Linked DNA regions of Homo sapiens: all the other regions are linked to region 1. A link is a loop called in an ENCODE intact Hi-C map of the cell type or tissue named here. Cell type or tissue: CD4-positive, alpha-beta T cell. All regions are shown on one strand. Each heading gives the region's core, and the rest is flanking DNA. Links, peaks and the distances in the headings are about the cores only.

The links. A loop is a pair of places that touch in the nucleus more often than their neighbours do. Peaks named below come from ENCODE experiments on the same cell type or tissue, not always from the same donor. Only the 100,000 strongest peaks of a DNase experiment are listed, where the experiment ranks them.
Region 2: a loop joins it to region 1, with 2.8 times the contacts of the local background. A loop is called at or near these places in 4 of 110 quality-filtered maps.
Region 3: a loop joins it to region 1, with 19 times the contacts of the local background. A loop is called at or near these places in 22 of 110 quality-filtered maps.

Annotation. Positions count from the first base shown.
Region 1 is chr11:85,851,875-85,857,466 of GRCh38, forward strand. It overlaps CCDC83 (coiled-coil domain containing 83), which reads left to right and starts at 3,509. Exons shown (of 11, transcript NM_001286159.2): 1 at 3,509-3,710. It also overlaps a transcript of SYTL2 not described here and the pseudogene AHCYP6. In CD4-positive, alpha-beta T cell, for the core only: CTCF peaks have their summits at 3,143 (motif pointing right) and 3,350; a DNase peak (open chromatin) is centred at 3,097; H3K4me3 peaks cover 1,143 bases; H3K27ac peaks cover 397 bases.
Region 2 is chr11:85,992,186-85,997,777 of GRCh38, forward strand. It overlaps PICALM (phosphatidylinositol binding clathrin assembly protein), which reads right to left. Exons shown (of 20, transcript NM_007166.4): 12 at 4,641-4,744. Among named protein-coding and RNA genes, the nearest start is that of PICALM, 74 kb to the right of the region's middle. In CD4-positive, alpha-beta T cell, for the core only: no CTCF peak of the experiment used is centred there; no DNase peak of the experiment used is centred there.
Region 3 is chr11:86,191,285-86,196,876 of GRCh38, forward strand. It overlaps LINC02695 (long intergenic non-protein coding RNA 2695), which reads right to left and starts at 2,214. Exons shown (of 2, transcript XR_001748524.2): 1 at 2,149-2,214; 2 at 184-1,630. It also overlaps the pseudogene FNTAP1. In CD4-positive, alpha-beta T cell, for the core only: a CTCF peak has its summit at 2,412 (motif pointing left); a DNase peak (open chromatin) is centred at 2,417; H3K4me3 peaks cover 512 bases.

The DNA of each region.
Region 1 (5,592 bases), core at 1,734-4,233:
ATCCTATAATCCCATCTGATGATGTTATTTTAGGGAAAACCAGGTTAACAGAAGAACATTTATCAGATGTGTAGATCATAGCAAATTCCTGGCACTTAATAAACACAATACTGATAGACTAAAGGGAGGTTAAAATGAGGTGGAACACGTAAGTTATCTCTAACAATGATTAATTTTTGTATATTTTACTGATGAGAAAAACTCCTTTAACCAAAAGCTGCTTAATATTTTTATTAACTGCTTCAGTTCCCTTCAAGTTCTTAATACGTTATTAATATAACACAGCATGAATAAAAAATATGATAATCCATTTTTTAAAAAACAAATTCAAGAATGCCAAACAGGTGACTTACGAAGGGAGCAGGGAAGCCTAAAGGGGCCTCATTTCTGTCTTCCTGGGACAAAAGGATAAGTAATTGACTGAAATGTAACTACCAGGACATAGACGCTCCTAGGATGTAAAAGAAAGTTGTCTGCCTCCCCCTCCCCCTCTCCCTCTCCCCACGGTCTCCCTCTCCCTCTCTATCCACAGTCTCCCTCTGATACCCAGCGGAAGCTGGACTGTACTGCTGCCATCTCGGCTCACTGCAACCTCCCTGCCTGATTCTCCCGCCTCAGCCTGCCGAGTGCCTGCGGTTGCAGGCGCGCACCGCCACACCTGACTGGTTTTCGTATTTTTTTTGGTGGAGACGGGGTTTCACGTGTTGGCTGGGCTGATCTCCAGCTCCTAACCGCGAGTGATCTGCCAGCCTCGGCCTCCCGAGGTGCCGGGATTGCAGACGGAGTCTCGTTCACTCAGTGCTCAATGTTGCCCAGGCTGGAGTGCAGTGGCATGATCACGGCTAGCTATAACCTCCACCTCCCAGCCGCCTCCCTTGGCCTCCCAAAGTGCCAAGATTGCAGCCTCTGCCCGGCCGCCACCCCGTCTGGGAAGTGAGGAGTGTTTCTGCCTGGCCGCCCATCGTCTGGGATGTGAGGAGCCCCTCTGCCCGCCTGCCCAGTCTGGGAAGTCAGGAGCACCTCTGCCCGGCCGCGACCCCGTCTGGGAGGTGAGGAGCGTCTCTACCCGGCCGCCCCGTCTGAGAAGTGAGGAGCCCCTCCGCCCAGCAGCCGCCCCGTCTGAGAAGTGAGGAGCCCCTGCGCCCGGCAGCCACCCTGTCTGGGAAGTGAGGAGCGCCTCCGCCCGGCCGCCTCCCCGTCCGGGAGGTCGGGGGCGCCTCTGCCCGGCCGCCCCTTCTGGGAAGCGAGGAGCCCCTCTGCCCGGCCGCCACCCCGTCTGGGAGGCGTACCCAACAGCTCATTGAGAACAGGCCATGATGACAATGGCGGTTTTGTGGAATAGAAAAGGGGGAAATGTGGGGAAAAGATAGAGAAATCAGATTGTTGCCGTGTCTTGAGTAGAAAAAAGTAGACATAGGAGACTCCATTTTGTTCTGTACTAGGAAAGATTCTTCTGCCTTGGGATGCTGTTGATCTATGACCTTGCCCCCAACCCGGTGCTCTCTGAAACATGTGCTGTGTCCACTCAGGGTTAAATGGATTAAGGGCGGTGCAAGATGGGCTTTGTTAAACAGATGCTTGAAGGCAGCATGCTCCTTAAGAGTCATCACCACTCCCTAATCTCAAGTACCCAGGGACACAAACACTGCGGAAGGCCACAGGGTCCTCTGCCTAGGAAAACCAGAGACCTTTGTTCACTTGTTTATCTGCTGACCTTCCCTCCACTATTGTCCTATGACCCTGCCAAATCCCCCTCTGCGAGAAACACCCAAGAATGATCAATAAAAAAAAAAAAAAAAAAGAAGAAAAGAAAAGGGCCCCAAAGTGACGTCAGCCCCATCTCAAATTCAAACCCCATAGTAAACGAACAAGATAGACCTTAACTACTGACTAATTCTCCAAAGCAAAAAGTCAGGAAAATAAAAAAATCTCGTTAAGCTGTAAAAAATAAAAATAAAAATAAAAATACATATCCAGGTACATACTCTTTCTTTCTTTGAGACAGAGGCTCGCTCTGTCACCCGTGCAGTGGCAGTCTCGGCTCACTGAGATCTCAGCCTTCCAGGCTCAAGCAATTCTTCGGCCTCCACCTCCGAAGTAGCTGGGACTACAGGCACTCACCACTATGCCTGGCTAATTTTTCGTAGAGATGGGGTTTCGCCATGTTGCCTACGCTGGTCTCAAACTCCTTACCGCAAGCAATCTGTCCACCTCGGCCTCCCAAACTGCTGAGATTACAGGCGTGAGGGATTGTAGGCGTGAGGGATTACAAGCATGAGCCACCGCGCCCTGCTATATTACTTATTTCTTAAACACCTGCAATTCATTAAAATACACCATGTATAAATTATAAATCATAATATTATCAAGAACTGTTATTTCTAAGTGCTGAATAAATGAATATTTCCACTCATTAAAAAAAAAAAAAGTTGTCCGTTCAAAGCCAGTGTCAAGTACCAAAAAAAGAAAATTATCTTGCGGCAGATAATGAGAAATAATGCAGGAGAGGAAAGAGGAACTTTAAAGGCTGTACGTGTAGGATTTTCTTTTTCTCTCTCGGAGGAAAGAACAGCAAAAAGCGAAGAGTGGGAAATGCTGGACTTAAATTCCTTTCTTTAGGTTTACGAACAAAAAAGGAAAGCGAGAAGAAAAACAGAATCAAGGACTTATACAGCAGGAAGTTGCCCTGTAAGCATTTAGTCCAGGGACCTGCCATTCTTATTAAGAGCTAAAACCAAAGAATTAGTGCACGAAAGTAGAAAGAAGACAAGCCGCCATTGTGGAAGGAGCGCAGCGGGACAGAGGCGCGCAGAAGCCTCACCAGACAACCAGGCCCCGTCCCCGTCCCCCGAACTGTGCGGAAAGCGCCACCGAGTCCAGGCGTCTCATTTTACAGCGGAAGACACAAACTCTGAGATCCAAATGACCTGCTCACGGTCACAGCACGAAGCCCGTGGGCCCTGTGTCTACAGTCACCAACTTCCAGGCTTGCGACTAAAGGGAGCCAACGAGCGCGTGAGCGTTTGAGACCAGCTGGCTGAGGGACGCCGAAAATCCCGCGCGGAGGAAGGCGGGAGAGCGCTACCGCTGCTACCAAGGCGGCGGCGCGGGCGCTCGGCCGGGACCCTTCCCTGCGTCGCCACCAGATGGCGCGCTCGGCCCGCCGTTCGCGGCTAAGCTAGGGCGGGTGGGGAGGGAGTAGGGAGGAGGACGTCGGTTGCCTTGGAAATGCAGGGCGCAGCAGCCGCTGCAGTGGAGCCGGTAGGCCTGGCCGGCGGGCTGAAAGGAAGTGCGAGCTGTCCGCCCAGGGCCGGGTATCCGCCCCTGCAGGCTGTGGAGGGGATGTCAGGAGACTGGCTGGCCTCTTTTCTTGGCCCCCGACTCCTTCCAGTCTGACACTGAAGACTTTATAAGCTTCCCCCCGACCACCCTCCACGGGCTCCACTCTCCACGGGCCTGGGCTTGCGCCGCTTCGAGATCAGCCTGGGGGTCGCGCCCTCCTGGTCTTGTCCACGAAGCGCCGTTCTTGGGCCGTTAGGAGCTGCTGGGAAGGGCTCTGATAGGCCCACTCCTCTTCTCCACCCAGGAGATGAGAAGGAGGGCAGGCCTTTTTAATCTGATCAGAATGTTAACCCATCTCTCCGCCTTGCGGTAGAACCCCTGGATACATTATTTGCCCTCTCGAAAGGCAGGCTCTGAATTTGATTCAGGTTTGTAACCTTCACGGTGCCCTCACACAGCCCCTAGCACACAGCAGACGCAGAGCAGACTAAGAATGCCTTCCATTCTTATGAGGCTTTATCACTTGACAGTTTTCCCAAAGCGTTTGGAGCCTCATAGCCCGGACAGCAACTAGGACAGATGGAGGAGGAAACAGGTCAGAGGTTCAGAGACTTGGCCTAGGTTATACAACTCTGTGCAGGAGCTGGGACTAAGCTCGGTCTTGCTTCTCTTAGTGCCTCTCTCACCAAATTCTGAGTCTAGTGAATGCTTTCTGAGGACCTCACATACTCTTGCATCCTTCTCAATACCAGCGCAATGCTCTTCCGCTGTAGGTACTTCATATGTGCTAAGTGTGTTATTGATGTCTTTTACCCTCATATCCCAATTCATAGATTGGTTTCAACTTCTTGCTCTGGATACTACAACATTCTTCTAAAGAAAACACTTGGTTTCTTTTATGAATTTGTCACATTTGTACAGTGCCATGTTGTTGCCTCACTCCCTTCCTTATCCCATAATTTTCTGCTGGGCAAGAGAGAGAGTTGAGGAAGTGATTAAGAGATGGGAAAAAGTGCCCTATCTAAGCCAAAAAAAAAAAAAAAAAAAGGAAAAGAAAGATTCCTGTGATGACAGAGGGGAAAAATAATGACTGGGTATTTATCAGTCTATGTGATAATTGCTCATGGATTGCCTTACAGCCACCTCCAGAAGATCCTCTTTAGACTCACTACTGCTATTTGAAGGTAGAAAGAAGCCTTTTTGTTCTCTACCATTATTATTGCATATTTTTCCCTTATCCTCATAATAATATTTTCATAGTTATTTTTCTTTTCTTTGTTGATAATTCTAAAACTGAAGGACAGTAAGAGTGGGAAAAAAATGTAGTTCTGGTTACTAGAGAAGTTAGTGTAATATACTGCAGTTCAAACTATTTGATATTAGCAACTCTGGATCAGAAGACGGACTAATTTTAAAGCTAAGACTCCAATATCTTTGGGTACTGCAGTAGAAAAATGTGCCATGACTAAAGGATTGGTGAAGAAAATACATGCTAATGTAATGTACATCATCAGTCGTCCAAGTGAAACTTGAAAATGTCACTCATCTAGATATTTTTAAATACCTTGATTTTAATATATGATTTTAACATATTTCCAAACCGGGCAAATTTTACATTTTAACACTAACAATTTTGGTCCCTATCATATATACATAATCAATATGAAAAGCGGTCTCAATTTTTAAAATTAATGTTTTAGGTGGTACTATTACCACTGAATGGCTTTAAATTAATTCAGGATTTTTAAAAACATTTACTGGAGACCATTTCTAATTAAGTTAAACATGTGTTCTGTGCAATCTCATTTGCAGTAGCCACAAAACGAATAAACTACCTGGGAACCCCCTGCCCAGTGCCATACCCCCAGTGCCTGTCCCCAGATCGAGGCTTGGGCCCCTTCAGCCATGTCTATCACAAGCACCACCAGCATGTCTGACAAACTGCCCTACAAAGTCACTGACATTGGCCTGGACTTCTGGGGATGCAAAGCCCTGGATATTGTGGAGAACCAGATGCCGGGCCTGACGTGCATGTGGGAGCTGTACTCAACCCTCCAAGCCCTCGAAGGGCACGCGCATCACCAGTTGCCTCCATAGGACCCATGGAGATGGCCATCCTCATTGAGACCCTCATTACCCTGGGTGCCAAGCTGCAGTGGTCCAGCTGCAACATCACCCAGGACCATGAGGCAGCTGCCATTGCCAAGGCTGGCATTCCAGTTGTACGCCTGGAAGGGCGAAACAGAGGAGGAGTACCTGTGGTGCACCAAGCAGACATTATACTTCAAAGACGGCCTCCTCAACGTGATT
Region 2 (5,592 bases), core at 1,394-3,893, 140 kb after region 1:
ATATATACTGATGGCCACTCTAGCTTCTTCTTGCATAAGAAAGGAGTTGCATTAAGCTTACAGTTGGCCAGTTAGGCTGAAAGTTCTGGGTGTGTTTTGTTTTTTTTTTTTTTGAGACAGAGTCGAACTCGCTGTGTTGTCTAGGCTGAAGGGCAATGGTGTGATCTCAGCTCATTGCAACTTCCGCTTCCTGGGTTCAAGCAATTCTCCTGCCTCAACCTCCTGAGTAGCTGGGATTACAGGCGCGTGCCACCACGCTCAGCTCATTTTTCTATTTTTAGTAGAGACGGGGGTTTCACCATGTTGGCTAGGCTGGCCTCGAACTCCTAACCTCAGGTGATCCACCCGCCTTGGCCTCCCCAAAGTGCTGGCATTACAGGCATGAGCCACCACACACGGCCGAATGTTCTGTTTTTAAATACATGATATTAACAGCTGCATAGAGTTTTAAAAGTACATTATATTTTGTCAGACAAGTAAAATATCTGTTTTTCACGCAAAAAAAGCCATGAAATACGTAATTTTTTAAAGACACATTATTTCTGTAACAGATCCATTGGTTTATGAGAAAACACATGTTCAGGAAAGGTTACCAGTCATCCGCTGTTCTACTGACAGATAGGTTTTATCTAGCACCTAATTTCAATCACTTCCTATTACGTGAAACACCTTAGAGAAGAATATTCAGAAATATTTGCAAATGCATTCATAATTAGATCAATCAGATAAGGAAAACCAGTTCCTAATCTACTTGACAAAACACTACAGGTAATCTACAAGATGTTAATCTATTAATGGACATTACACTATAATAATAAAAACCAATTCATTAAGGTATAATAATAACGCTCCAGCTATTTCAAGTTAACCTATTAAACTGGCAATTCGAAATCCCTTAAAGTTTTTTTTTTTTTTTTTAAATAAGAGTCTTGCTCTGTTGCCTAGGTTGGAATGCAATGGCATAATCATAGCTTACTGCAGCCTCGACCTTTCTGTGCTCAAGCAATCCCCCCACTTTAGCCTTCTGAGTAGCTGGGACCACAGGTGTATGGCACCATGCCTGGCTATTTTCCGATTTTTTTGTAGAGGCAAGGTCTTGCCATGTTGTCCAGGCTGGTCTCGAACTCCTGGGCTCAAATAATCTGCCTGTCTCAGCTCCCAAACTGCTGGGATTACAAGTGTGAGCCACTGCACCCAGTCTAAAATTTTTAAATATAGTTTTGTCCCTTTTTTTTTCATTATTCATTCAAGTTTAATTTTTTCATTTTTTTGAGACAGAGGTTCGCTCTGTCGCCCAGGCTAGAATGCAGGGGCATGATCTTGGCTCACTGCAACCTCTGCTTCTCAGGTTCAAGCGACTCTCGTGCCTCAGCTTCCCGAGTAGCTGGGATTACAGGTGCACACCACCACACCCAGCTAATTTTTACATTTTTTGTAGAGATGGGGTATCACCATGTTGGCCAGGCTGGTCTCAAATTCCTGACGTCAAATGATCCACCCACCTCAACCTCCCAAAGTGCTGGGATTACAGGCGTGAGCCACCACACACCTGGCGCAAAAGTTTAATTTTATGCTACACTAGAGTCATCTAAAAAAATCCAAAAAAAGTTAAAACAAGGATTAAAATGGCACCACAGTCATATTATCGCCTTTAAGTCCTAAACAACTGATACCTACATTCACACACACTAAACTGATTTTTTTTTTTAAACATGGTAGAGACAAGGTATTGCTATATTGCCCAGGCTGGTCTCAAATTCTTGGGCTAACGCAATCCTCCTGCCTTGGTCTCCTAAAGTATTGCAATTACAGGTATGAGCCACTGCACCTGCCCAGATAATCAAATTTTTTCATCAAGTGTTTTGTGTTTCATGCCAGCTAAAAGTAAAGCAAATTAAACTTCAGAATGGATAATTCTATTACACCTAAACTAAAATCTGAAATCTTGCTTCAAATATTCAACAGTGTACCAAACTGATAATATTGTATATTTTTAGATATAAAAATTCAAAGTTTGCTATCATCCAAAATTTTCAGGGTGATGAAAACCTAGGTCTTCTCAGATATTAGTATTCAATACCGACTGCTTGTTTAGACTCCACAACATTTGTTGAAAAAGTCAAGGCTCATTAATAATACAATGAGGCCAACAAGAGAGCTTGTGTTCTCCCATTTTCATTCTACCAAAAGGTAGAATCTTAAATGTCTTTCATATATACATATAAACTTTTCTTCCCTTTATCTCTATCTTATCACTAATCTATGACTAGGAATGCGCATCATTTCTGTGGTGTTTAAAAGAACTAAATTAAATACTACGTCTGTTATTGGCATTCATTTTTAGCTAATAAAAGCCAATAAAAGAACAGTACAAGATTTGGGGATTATGAAAAAAATCATACCTTTGCTTTGTCATATACTATAACAGCAGCATTATATGTAAAATGTTACATATTTAAGTGTTCAAGTAAATAGTTAACTTCAAAATACCTTAAGCATTTAATGTTATGATCTAAGCTTCTCATACATGAGATTTCTTTTCTTTTCTTTTCTGTCTCCCAGGTTAGAGTGTGGTGGCACAAATCTCGGCTCATTGCAATTTCCGCCTCCGGGGTTCAAGTGATTCTCATGCCTCGGCCTCCCAAGAAGCTGAGATGACAGATGTGTACCACCACACCTGGCTAATTTTTGTATTTTTAGTAGAGACAGGGTTTTGCCATGTTGGCGAGGCTGTTCTGGAACTCCTGTCCTCATGTGATCTGCCCACCTTGGCTTCCCAAAGTACTGGGATTACAGGTGTGAGCCATCGCACCTGGCCTTATATGAGATTTCTTTATTTCAGTCTAAGTTTAAGTTAGTTTAGTCTAACTTTAATTTTAAAAATTAAAAAAAATATATCGATCTGATTGTCCTGGATATGAGTACTGACTTGAATTAGAACTTTCTTGGCTTAAAGTACTCTTCAGTATCATGCAGAAGTCAAAACCTTGTTTATCACCAACTCAGAAGCCAAATATCCTTATATGAAAGTTAAGACAGGATTTAATTCTGATTAATTTATAGGACTTAATATGGGGGAAATTTTTACAGAAACAGCATACAAAGCAAAATAACCGAAAATAGAAAAGTAAAACATGATTAAATGTATTCCAATATATTGCAGTCTGTCACATAGAGACTTTGATGGAATAATGTCTTATAACAGGACATAGAACAATTCTTACAGACTGAAATTACTTAGAATTGTTCTTCCACAGTAATAGTCTATCTGCTTTCATATGTGACTTTAACAAGTTCAAGTAGAAACTTCAACTTGTCATTTTTAGTTGTACATGGTGTCCAGACAAAACAGGAATTGCAGTTCAGCTTCTTTGAAATGTTTAATATATTTTTATTTGGCCTTCTATAAAATTTTTAGTCTATTTAGAAAAACAACTCAGCCTTAGTTTTAAAAAGACTACTACATTTCTTTAAAAAAGGAAATAAGCTGAAACTGCTTAAATGGTCATGTTAATTCTACTAACCTTTTCTAAAGCAATTCACAATAAGGCAGAAAATAATTAAGAATCCAAAAATCAGAACATAACATTAGGATATTAAGAAACTGCTTTCTTAATCTTAATTTACTATCTATAGTTCATTCTGAAATAATTCTAAAATACTTAACTTTAAACTATTAATATCTTGTCATTTTTAGGAATTACTCTCAGATCTTAAAACTTAGCTAAATTAAACTAGCCTTCAAAGTCAATTAGTTTTTTAAATCAAGTTCAGGCTCACAAAATTACCATGAAATCTAGTGTTTTAGGGTTTTACTATCTGCTCTGTGCCCCACCTTATTCAACAAACATTTACAAACTACTTGTCGGAACAAAATATTTTAAAACCTGCCTTCACAGAGCTTACTTTCTAGGATATAGTTCCTTCAAAAAAATAATTTAAAATGTTCTTAAATTCAAATCATTAAAATAAAATGAAAAAAAGCTTTGTTTATATACTATAAAAACTCATTAGAATAATTAACTTATCTTGCTATGAGAGATAAGCCTATCACTTCAGAACTGCTTAAGGGCAGCAAACATTCTTATTGGTACAAGGGGAAAATTCTTTGACTAGCAAAATCTTTCAGGTCTTAATTAAAAAAACATTTAAAACATTTATGTCTTGACCATAAAGCTGGTCGAGACAATTATGGTCACAACATGTTCCCTGTGTGATAATACCATCTGAGTTTTATTAGAACTATATCATATACTTAACACAAAGATAAGTTATTCCCCAAAAGTTAAAAAAAAAAAATTCTACACCAAAATCGAAATAACCACCATGCATTTTCTGGTTATGGAATAAAAATTCAACATTAAAAGAATAATCTCATAGTTAAAAACACACTTGGTCCTTCCTCTTACATTTAGTTTTATCTTTATTAAATGTCATTTCATAATTTAATTGAACATAAATTCCTAAATTATTTATAATAAATGAACATACCTTCAAGGGATAAAATTGCTTCATTGCCATTTTAATACTTATCAAGTTCTCATGTATCAAGTGTAATAAAAAACTACAAATAAGTAAACACCACAGAATGAGGAGGAGAGATGCATGTAACATCTAAAATAGAATTCATCAATGCTTACCTCCCCATGTACTTGCTACCTGAGAAGCAGTTGACATAGGATGTACAGATGGGTGAAAAGTTGGCTGCTGCAAATCAAGCAGATCATTGGGCAGCTTTGATGTGCTAGAAAGATATTTTGGAAACGTGTTTTATTTACCAGAAAAACTTTGCTACTTTAGTGTCACCTTCTCCACCCACCACAGATAAAAACATTAAAAACAAGGGAGAAAAGTCTCATTAATATAAATCTCAAAAGAGGAACAGTTTCTTCATATGACAGCATATTTCTAAGGAGGCTTGGAAAAATAATCTAATATCATATCTTAAGTTTATATAAGATTCAAAGAACAGTAGCTCTTCTGAAAAGGATGAATGTCTTCCCCTAGAAAAAACTAATTTCCCTATTAAAATGAACCTAAACAACAAGATTCTAAAATACAAAATATCACAGCAATTTTAATATTTTTAATAAAACTCTTTTCTTACTTTTAATATTCACAGAACTTGAATCACATTTGCAATACACTACACAGTAAAATACTCATTAACCTCACTTCTAGTGCCTCAGTGTCCAAACTATGTATCAATGATACAGGGAAAAAATTTTACATGCATTTATGAATAGAGCCACCCCATCACACAACACACTATTTACATGATATATTTCTTTCTTCTTTTTTTTGAGACAGAGTCTCGCTCTGTCGCCCAGGATGGAGTGCAGCGGCGTGATCTTGGCTCACTGTAACCTCTGCCTCCCAGGTTCAAATGATTCTCCTGCCTTAGCCTCCCAAGCAGCTGGGACTACAGGTGCGCAGCACCGCATCCGGCTAATTTTTGTATTTTTAATAGAGACAGGGTTTCACCATGTTGGCCAGCCTGGTCTCAAACTCTTGACCTCAGGTGATACGCCTGCCTCGGCCTCCCAGAGTGCTGGGATTACAGGCGTGAGCCACTGTGCTCAGCCTCTTTTT
Region 3 (5,592 bases), core at 1,394-3,893, 340 kb after region 1:
AGTCACTGAAGCCAGAAATGTGGAAGGCACTCCAAACTCTTTCTTCTGCACCTACATATTCCTAAATGTGCACCTTCTTCTCCCTAAACCTATTACACGAATTTGATTAATGTTTCAACCATTTCTCCCAATAACTCTAGCATTGTTACATGTATTAGGGTTCTATTGGTTGCAACTCGTTGCTTCAGAAGGGAATGGAAGAAGATTTATTGGATGTATACTTGTGTGGAATGAAAGGAGAAACTGAGAAATCATTGTGGAGAGGCAGGCTTCAGAGTGGCTCCGGGGACCTCAGCAGCAAGCAGGTTGCTCTGGGCCTTCTCTGGAGAGTCTCCTACGAATAGACTTGGTTCCAACAATGCTTAGCCTCTGCATCTCTTGGATCAAAGTTCCAAATTTCTAGGGAAATCTGGGGACCAACAAAGATTAAGAAGTTTAGGAAGTTTGAGTCATGTGATGGGGACACAGCTCTGGAGGATGACTTCTATGTATTAGAGGCAAATATCAAAGAAAAAAGAGACGGCATGAGATGGACAGTCTTTCCAGAAATTGTCTATGACATTGCCACAGTTTCTGAACTGGTCTTCTTGCCTCTGGTCTTACATTTCACCAACCCACATTGTGCATTCTCTTCCAAAATACAAGTCTGAGAGAAAAAAAAAAAGAAAACTATAGGCGTGAAATCCTTCTTCATCTCTTACTAAGTCTTGGACTTTGAGCAACAGCAACTACCATCTGAGTCCCTCTGATCTGCTAGCACTGTGTCAGTACTTTACATATGTTATATTCATGACCACTCTGCAGGGCAGATATTGTAATTACTGTGCAAAAGAAGAAAGTGAGGCTTGGAAGGAATTAGTAAGCTTGTCCTAGGGGCCCTGACTGGCAAGTAGCAGAATTTACCTGATTCAAGGCATTTATTAATGGATTATACTCCTTCTCTGAGATTTGCAGTCTCTTGGTTTATAAAGTGAGTATAACTTTTTTGTTTTTCAGGATTAATGTTAGAATTAGGCAATACTGGCTACATAATTTGTGAGGCCCAGTGCAAAATGAAAATGCAGGATGGCCCCTTGTAAAGTAATTATTAAAAATTTCAAGAGAGCAACAGCAGGGCATTAAACTCAGTATGGGGCTCTGTTTTTGGGAGGCACCAAACACCCAAACCATATCAGGATGTGAAACCATCTTTGGGGGACCATTATTCAGCCTACACAATAACAATATTCTTATTCTTATTATTTTGTTGTCCTTATTTCATGCTTCAGTGGTTTCAGAATAAAGTTCAAACTCTTTTCCAGGACATGGCTAGCCCATTGTGATCTGACCCATGCCTATCATTCTAATTTCAATTCTTTCTATCCCCCCACATGCATTGAACACTCCAGTAACATTGAACAACTTGTGATTTTTCCACTGCAATCTGCTGTCACTTGCTGACCAGCCTCTTTCATACTGTTATTTCTGCACAGAATATTCTCCCCCATTTCCCCTTTTCACCATTCTTCTTCTCTTTCAGTTCTGTCTGATTTTATTGTTGTTGTTTTTAATACTTAGCCCAGGTTTTCTCCTTGGAAAACTTCTCTCCACCACTTATGATCTTGGAAAAGTTTCTTCTCTATTTTCACATCTAAAGAATGAAAATCACAGAATAACACCTGCATTATTATGAGGCTCAAATGACATAATCCACATAAAGCACTTGGCAGACTGCCTGCCAGGTGGTAAGTGCCCACAAAAAAATTATCTGTAATTATCGTAAATATTCTTTGACCTTCCCCCATGGTGATATAAGAGCTTTCTCCTCTGTCCTCTACTAGCAACCAGAGCATAGAAGGTGGCAGGCTTTCCTGTAATTTACTGCTCATGTGTAAGTCTGTTCTGCTGTACTGACCATTCTTTGAGATCAAGAGCTCAATTGTTCATTTCCATATCTTTAGTGCCTAGCACAGGGTTTGGACATATGGCAAGTTAATACTTATTGAAGCAAAATAGGGAAATAATTATTAAGAGGACACATGCTAATTCTGTTCTCAGAATATTTTTTAAAACATTCATTCCATTCTTATGTTCCTGCAGTACAAGTCTAAAAATATTTCATTTGTCTACCTTCTATTTAAATAAAAGTGCAGCATTAACAAAACCTACCCTGTTGAGCCAAATTTCCTTTTGTCTTGCTTTGCTCTAGTCACTTCCTCTTTTTTTTCTTTCTACTTCCTCCTGGTAAAGGTCATTTCTTTCTGTGTCATAATCTCACCTTTTTTTTTAAAAAAATAATGTCAATGTTTTTCCCAAAATATGCATTCCCAGAAAGCTGCGTAGTCGTTACCCGTAACAAGGAAAACCCCACCCTTCCTGTCCCCCGCTGTGCTGCAGCCCTTGAAGTCTCCAGGGTATCTGTAACCTTAGCATGGAGTCAGTATGAGCTCCCTCTCCTGGCAGGTTATAGTCATGCTAAAGCTAGACACGGCTAGAGTATCCCAGTCACACATCCAGAAATGATTATAAAGCATGAGATAACCCAGGCCTTTCTGTTCCCTGAGCTCAGATTTAAGGCAGGTGTGGGGCTATCTAATTTGTTTGTAAAATCATTCGCTTGACAGGCATCACAGAGATCTGAATCCCATCCTACTGCTTGGAGGAAAGAAGCTGCACCGTTTATGAAAAGAATAAGAATTTGGATTTGTGCCCTGTTCTACCACTTATCTAGCTGGCTGCTCTTTTGTCAAATTACTAATACCTGCAAGCCTCTGGATCTTCAACTTTAGGGTAACATTAGACCTATTTCACCTACCTTATAGGGTAGATGTAAATTTTAAAAACAATATAAAAACGGTGCTACTTATTGGGTAATAGCTATGCTTCAGGCACTGATAGGTGCATTATCCCTATTTTGTATATGAGAAAACCACAGTTCAAGCAGTTGTCACATAGTAACTCTGTTAACACATGGAGAGCCAGGATTCATACCCAGGTCTTTCTGACTCAAAAGCCTTTCTTGATGTTTTCCCTTTAATTATACCAGACTAATGTTCCTGAATCATGCATCTGAAAACATTTGGGGGAAAACAAAAGTAAAATTCTATACTACGAAGGTAAATTTTTATTTTATAGATGTTGAAATTGAGGCCCAGAGAAGCGCAGTAACTTTCCCTAGGAGTTGGTGGCAAATACAACTCAGTAGTTTATTAAGGACTCAATAGTATTTACCCAATAGGGCTAGCAAGTGTGCAGGCTACTCGGGTGTTAAAATGTAGCTGCACCCAGGTGAAAGGGCAATCCAATAAAGGTTTCAGGTACTTTACACTTTTTTTCACATGCTTTCCACTTCATGGTTGCACTGGACAGCTTAGGTGATACAATCTCAATGATACTGTCCAGATCACGAGGGTTTCCTGAGTCCTTGTTGTGAAACACAGGAGGCCCTCTGTGTGACTTGGTCCCAGCATCAATTTCCAGCTTCATCTCTCATTAGGTCTCCTGGGTCATCATCTAGCTCCAAACCTCCTCCTCAGTCATAATGAACTGCTTGCAGCTCCTGGAATGCATCACATGGATTTGTGCCTCAGAACCTCCATTCCTTTACCTAGAATATATTTCACCCGCTGAGCATCTACTTATTTTCCAAGACTCTGTTTAAATGTCACTTTTTGGATACAGTCTTATTTGATCTCCTACCACCCCTCCCCACTTGAGATAGAATTAACCATTCTCTCCTTTGGGCCTCTAATATCTCCTCTTCATATTTTTAATTGGGACATATAATGTTTTTATTGCACCAATATGCAATAAAACTGGTTTGTTTGCACTTCTGTTTGTTAACACCTTAAGAATAAGGACCATCTTGAGATGGCGGCCACCGAGGGGGTCGGGGAGGCTGCGCAAGGCGGTGAGCCCCGGCAGCTGGAGCAGCCCCCGCCCCAGCCGCACCCACCGCTGCCCCAGGAGCAGCACGAGGAAGAGATGGCAGCAGAGGCTGGGGAAGCCGTGGCGTCCCCCATGGACGACGGGTTTCTGAGCCTGGATTCGCCCTCCTATGTCCCGTACAGGGACAGAACAGAATGGGCTGATACAGATCCAGTGCCGCAGAATGATGGCCCCAATCCCGTGGTCCAGATCATTTATAGTGACAAATTTAGAGATGTTTGATTACTTCCGAGCTGTCCTGCAGCATGAAGAAAGAAGCGAACGAGGTTTTAAGCTAACCCGGGATGCTGTTGAGTTAAATGCAGCCAATTATACAGTGTGACATTTCCGGAGAGTTCTCTTAAAGTCACTTCAGAAGGATCTACATGAGGAAATGAACTACATCACTGAAATAATTGAGGGGCAGCCCAAAAACTATCTAGTTTGTCACAATAGGCGAGTAATAGTGGAATGGCTAAGAGATCCATCTCAGGAGCCTGAATTTATTGATAATATTCTTAATCAGGATGCAAAGAATTATCATGCCTGGCAGCATCGACAATGGGTTATTCAGGAATTTAAACTTTGGGATAATGAGCTGCAGTATGTGGACCAACTTCTCAAAGAGGATGTGAGAAATAACTCTGTCTGGAACCGAAGATATTTTGTTATTTCCAACACCACTGGCTACAATGATTGTGCTGTATTGGAGAGAGAAGTCCAATACACTCTGGAAATGATTCAACTAGTACCACATAATAGTTCATGGAACTATTTGAAAGGAATTTTGCAGGATCGTGGTCTTTCCAAATATCCTAATCTGTTAAATCAATTACTTGATTTACAACCAAGTCATAGTTCCCCCTACCTAATTGCCTTTCTTGTGGGTATCTATGAAGACATGCTAGAAAACCAGTGTGTCAATAAGGAAGACATTCTTAATAATGCATTAGGGTTATGTGAAATCCTAGCTAAAGAAAAGGACATGATAAGAAAGGAATATTGGAGATAAATTGGAAGATCCTTTCAAAGCAAACACAGCACAGAAAATGACTCACCAACAAATGTACAGCAATAACACCACCCAGAAGAACTTGATGGAATGCTTTGATATTTTATTAAGGGACTCTGCAGGAGTTTAAAATGAGGGTGATCCTTCCCTTTGCCTGTGGCGTAAAAATGCATCACACAGGTATTGCTTTTTAACAAGAACTGACGCTCCTTGGGTGCTGCTGCTACTCAGACTAGCTCTAAGCCATGTGATTGTTCTAAAGCAAAGTCATTGCATGGGAAGAGGAAGAAAAAGTCCCATAAACGAACTTTTGTAGTCTTATCAACATGTAATCAAATCCCTTAGCATCAGCTCCTCCCTCAGCGGTACACGCGTCAAGATTTGTAGCAGTAATAACTGCAGGTCACTTGTATGTAATGGATATGAGGTAGCTGAAGTTTGGTTCAGTAAGCAGGGAATACAGTGGTTCCATCAGAGCCAGTCTGCACACTCACATTATCTTGCTATCACTGTAACTAACTAATGCCAAAAGAACAGTTTTGTAATAAAATTATAGCTGTATCTAAAAACAAAAAACAAACAAACAAACAAAAACAATAAGGACTATCTTGTTTGTCATTGCATCTTTAGTCTTCAGTATTCTGAGCACTTAGGGGCAGAGCATGATGACCGGC